Regions from separate parts of the Homo sapiens genome. Here region 2 is linked to region 1. A link is a contact called in ENCODE Hi-C or POLR2A ChIA-PET data. All regions are on one chromosome and are shown on one strand. Each heading gives the region's core, a stretch centred on a gene start or an enhancer-like site at or near the end of the contact. The rest is flanking DNA. Distances are from core to core; before and after follow the strand shown.

Region 1 (2,700 bases), core at 201-2,700:
ACTGGATTCAGAAAGGCCTGTGAGGCCCAGTGCGGTGGCTCTCACCTGTAATCCCAGCACTTTGGGAGGCCAAGGTGGGTGGATGACCTGAGGTCAGGAGTTTGAGACCAGCCTGGCCGACATGGTAAAACCCCGTCTCTACTAAAAATACAAAAATTTGCCAGGCGTGGTGGCACGCACCTATAGTCCCAGCTACTCGGGAGGCTGAGGCAGGAGAATCACTTGAACCTGGGAGGCGAAGGTTGCAGTGAACCGGGATCATGCCACTACACTCCAGCCTGGGCGACAGAGCAAGACTCTGTCTAAAAAAAAAAAAAGAAAGAAAGAAAAGCCTGTGAGTTGAGGGGAAGGGGTGGTAAATAAGGCTATCCTCTGGGTAAAAGCTCTCAAAGCAAAAAGCTGTCACAGGTCCTCTGCTACATGCTAGTCAAGAGCAACCCAAGATTGAGAGGAGAAATACCTCAACTCCTCCAAAGAACTGCTTCTCCCCACTAGCACCTTCATGGCTAGGAGGTGGGAGGGAGGGTGTTAAGTCAGCTCAGCTGGTATCTTGCTCGGTTTTGCATTTGCATGCATCTGTATCCTCTTTTGTTTCCCCGGAAGTGGAAGTTATTAAAGTATCACAAGAATGCTGGGTCTCACAATGTTCCTGTCTGCCCTGTTCAAGGAAGTAGGCAGAATAGTACACTGGTCCCTGTTCTTGGAAAATTTGCAGCACAAAGAAAAGAAAGAAAAAAAACAGAAAAGATGAGATAAACCCTGATTAAGCAGACAAGCTTCATAATGTTTATCCAAATTAAATCTCTTCACATTGGTGTTTACCCATCATTAATTCTTATGTAATCACATTAGAGGAAAAACGCCTTGCATTAGTGGATGCTGATATTGGCCTTATGAAAGCGAGTTACCTTTTCTTATAGCAAATCTGTAGCAAGCCAATACGGAGGCTCCAGTCAGTTTATCAAAAGTTATCAGTCAAATGGAGTCAGAGGACAGTTCTAATAGAGACTCAAGGATGAAAGAAGAAAATCTGAAAAGAATCACTTTGAAAAGCTTGAGAGCCATTAGATTTGTGAGACCCAGAGCTAGGAAGACAGTAAAAACTGGGAAAACCTGTGATTTTTTTTGATGGGGGACATTTCTTTTTCCTGCCTTTTGTCTGTGAAAATGGCACTTTTGGCTAACAGCTCCAGAACTGCAGGAGGAATGATACATGCAAATGGTTTGCTTCTCATCCCATCTCTCTCTCATGCTTCAGTTCAGCAAAGCAACCCAAGTATCGGCACGAAAATAAGACAACCTAGCCTCCCACTTTGCTTGAATGATTTCCATATCCAGTAGGACAAGTTCTCCTGGGACAGGCCTGTAACCACAGGCACATGTCTCACCCTGTTAAGACGCAACAGCAGGTAAAGCAACCTGAACTCCTCACAGTAGAATCGGGTACACAAACTCACACCCACGCGCAAAAGTGAGGGAAGGCAACCTGGACAAAACTTTCCATCATTTGCTTCCAAAGCAGATATTCCTCAGGGGGAAGGGCGCAGGGAGGGCAGCTCCACGGACAGAGGCGTGCCCAAACCTTTCCACTTGCTTTGTTGTTCTACCTCTGAGCATTCGAGCAGGAATCTGAACCAGATGTGGGGTTAAAAGCATCACTTTGGAAGTTTCTGGGAATGAAAAATGACCTCCTCTCAAAAGAATTTTTTTTTCTACTTTGCTCTTTGTTTAAGTTTCCCTTTTATGGTACTTTCTTTTCTCCCCTCTTTCTCTTAAACCCACTGCACTCCTCTCATTTGGAGCTATCCATTGACACAGGTCGTCCCTCAATCTCTTATTACCCACACTGAAAGTTTCTCTTCTACTGGTGAATAAAACTGGTTCATTCTAGGACATCACCATTGTCCAGTTCTGTTTGTCACATTTTAACTCTTTACTGAGTCACAGGGCCTGGGTAGGACAGGGGACCTTGGTTAACCACTCTGTCATTAATTCAGGCAACAAATATAGAGCATAGTAATAAACAACATGGGCTTGGGACAAAGAACAGAAATGGTTTTAGATTCCAGGTCCAACACTTCACTAGCTGTGTGACCATGGTCATGTCCATGAATATCTTTAAGCCTCAGTTTCCTCACAACATATGGACATAATATACTGTTTGTTACTTTCCACCTGGATTGTTATGAGAATTAAATAAGGTAATGTATGCAAAGCAGTTAGCATAGTGCCTGGCATACAGGAAGCTGAGTAATAGAGGCCATTATCAGCATCATCACAACCATCATTGTTACTAAGCTACACACAGTGCCATGCCAGACAATGGGAAAGAAACATGAATAAGGTTCTGCCACCAAGAAGCTCATAGTCTACTCTTAGACACACACACACATGCTCTAATCCCAGCACTTTGGGAGGCTGAGACAGGTGGATTGCTTGAGGCCAGGAGTTCAAGACCAGCCTGGGAAACATAGTGAGATCCTGTCTCTACAGGGGACAAAAAAAAAAAAAAAAAAAAAAAAAAAAAAAAAGTTTTTTTAAAGAAACAAACACATACTTATTACAGGTCTTTTAAAATTTGTCTAGCAGGTTTTCCAATATTTACTGGAAACCCTCCCCCACCTGCCACACACACAAAAGAAAGACACAGACATGTAAACAAATAATAATATAACAAACTCAATCTGACCTTCTGCCCCC
Region 2 (2,700 bases), core at 167-2,666, 41 kb before region 1:
TTTGGTATATCAGGGTCAAAATGTGATTGGTTGGTTGATTTCTTTGTTGTTTTTTCTAAATGTATATATTCTATACTAGAGGTACCCACTGAATTCAAATGGTTCTAAATTGCTGTGGTCTTTCCTAGTCATATGACTTGAACCTTAGTCTCTACTGTGAAGTGAAAACAAAATGGAAGTAAATGACCTCAAAACTGCCCCATGGGCCGGAAGCAGTGGCTCACGCCTGTAATCCCAGCTCTTTGGGAGGCTGAGGTGGGCAGATCACGAGGTCAGGATATCGAGACCATCCTGGCTAACATGGTGAAACCCCGTCTCTACTAAAAATACAAAAAATTAGCCAGTCGTGGTGGTGGGCGACTGTAGTCCCAGCTACTTGGGGGGCTGAGGCAGGAAAATTGCTCAAACCCAGGAGGCGGAGGCTGCAGTGAGCCGAGATCACGCCACTGCACTCCAGCCTGGTGATAGAGCGAGACTCTGTCTCAAAAAGGAAAACAAACAAACAAACAAACAAACAAACTTCCCCATGGCCAGGAGGGCTAACACTTGAGCAATCTCAGGAGCCCAGGACCAACCAGTGTTTAAAGACTTCCCCATGAGATGTGGGGCATTTGCCACAGCTGGGAAAGATGTGAGCTGAATTTCTCACTGTGATTCAGAACTTACTGGCCATTCCAGATTAGTACAAAAATTCAAAGGAACACGTCCTTTGAACATAAAAATCCCATCTTCCATTTGTAAAGAAAACCCCGAAATATGCTTTTTCTCTGCCATTAAAGTTCTGACTGTACTTAGAAAATGATCTTTACTCCTGGTCTATAGAGTTCTAGTTAAATTTTTAACAGTATCCCTAAAACACAAAAATTTGTATCTCTTATTTTGAAATCTTCTAAGAAAATCATTTTCATTCATTATGAAGGTGTTGGACTGGACACATGTAAAGTTCTTTCTTGCTCTAGTCTCTGCTGTTCCTTTGTGCTCATCCAATAAGCACTTACTAGGCATTTTTTGTGTACCAATAACATACAAGATGTCTTGAGATATTTAAAAGGATAAAGCCCTTGAGAAGCATACACTACCTGTTTTCACTCCAATTTTATTCCTACACACACAATGCAAGTATGTGCCTCTTAAACTTCCCCAGCCTTATCAGCTGTCAACCTTTCACCTAAAAGTTTTCAAACACATTTCCATTTTCCTGCGCCCAAGAACCCCTTATATCACTGAGTTCTAAGTCTTTATTTACTGCCAGAATTATATCAGAGAATCTTGACTCTTTCACTTTTGTTGCGAAACTTCAGGTTGACTCTTGAGGTAGGAAAATTACTGAGAACTTACCATTTGATCCTCATAATAGCACGGTGACCCTGGAGACACCAATCCAATGATTCAACACCACTGGGCGCTTTTTTCTGAACTTACAGTGCTCACAGAGATCACAGTCTAATGAGAGAGAGAGGCAGTTCAAATAAAATGGGAACAATAGGAGCTTTAGGAGCCAGAGGAGGAATCTCTGCTTCAGAGGGGATGCCACGATCTGGGGAGGCTTTTGGTGGAACAGGGCCCGAGCTGAGGTTGGAACAAGATGTATGTATTGATTGACTATAGGGAGAAAGGTAAGCAGAAAGAGTACAAATGCATTCCAAACAAGGGAAGCAACAGTCATTCAACAAATATTTGTATTAGACACTACAGACCTAGTGGTGCCAATATAATCCATTAATTACATTTATGTTTGGGGTTACAAAGGCACAGAACAGATTATAGCCAGGCTACCACACTTTCTGAACCCTACTCTGTTGCCAAGTGATGTTCTAAGCATTATATTTATAATTCCTCACAACTAATAAGGAAACAGGCACAGAGAGGCCAAGTTGCTTGCCTGCAGTTACACAGCTGGTAAAGAATAGAGCCAAATTCAAACCCAGACAGACTGACTCTTAACCATAAAAAACAGAAATCAGTAGTTGGAGGAGGAGTGGGATCTAGATGGACCAAGGAAAGTTTTGATAAAATGGTGATGGAATAATTAGTAGGACTTAACCAGATAAGGAGATGGAAGAAGAATGCGCCAAGGGAAGTACAGCCCTGGAGGGATTACTTCTTTTCTGACCACTGCACCCCACCACCAAGTCTGTTATAGATATGCTGCTGCTGAGCTCTTAGAGCAATGAGGCTGCAGAGCTTTGGAGATTTTATTCTAACAACAAAGAGCACCCAGTGAAAAGCTTTAAGAAGAACAAGATTAAATTTGTACTTTTAAGAGATCACTGTCGCTGTTGAATGGAGAACACATTGGATGGAGGCAAGATTAGGGGCAGGAAAACTAGTCAGAACGCTATTTTAGTTGAATTCGATTAAGATGTGGTGGTGGCTTCCATCGGAGTGGTGGCACAGAAAGGTATTAGACAGATTTGAAAAAAAAAAACATAGGAGGTAAAAAAAAATAGGAGGTGCACTAAAAAGGAAACACAGGAGAAGAAACAGGTTTGCAAGGAAGAGCATGACATGATCATATGGTTCTGTATGACCCCAGTGAAGGGTGAGTATCAGTGTGGATGCATTTTGGAGAGGTGAGACTAGAGAAAGGCAGTCCCTAGACCATGAAAGGCCTTGTGTGTTAAGCTAAGGAGTATAAATTTCCTCCTGAAAGCTAAGATCTGTGACGACACGTTTTCTTTTTCTGTGTAAATTGCATAT

Evidence for each region. Hi-C counts contacts between places; a loop is a spot of excess contacts on that map. ChIA-PET counts read pairs that join two places held with the same protein, here RNA polymerase II (POLR2A). Pooled maps may share reads with other maps.
Region 2: a map of Caco-2 shows a loop between it and region 1 (2.8-fold over the local background). The contact joins two enhancer-like sites. A Hi-C loop is called at or near these places in 3 of 168 maps with a recorded cell type or tissue (Caco-2, mammary epithelial cell and tibial artery) and 1 of 50 pooled maps. POLR2A ChIA-PET finds 5 or more read pairs at or near these places in 2 of 52 experiments (OCI-LY7 and T-cell).

The regions. Positions count from the first base shown.
Region 1 is chr13:73,168,006-73,170,705 of GRCh38, reverse strand. It overlaps the pseudogene RNU7-89P. Among named protein-coding and RNA genes, the nearest start is that of KLF5, 110 kb to the right of the region's middle. RefSeq lists an enhancer at 288-859. Within about 2 kb of position 1,450, at least 5 of the 41 ENCODE cell types and tissues checked have a DNase peak (open chromatin) inside an H3K27ac peak, as active enhancers do.
Region 2 is chr13:73,209,292-73,211,991 of GRCh38, reverse strand. No RefSeq gene overlaps it. Among named protein-coding and RNA genes, the nearest start is that of KLF5, 150 kb to the right of the region's middle. Within about 2 kb of position 1,416, at least 3 of the 41 ENCODE cell types and tissues checked have a DNase peak (open chromatin) inside an H3K27ac peak, as active enhancers do.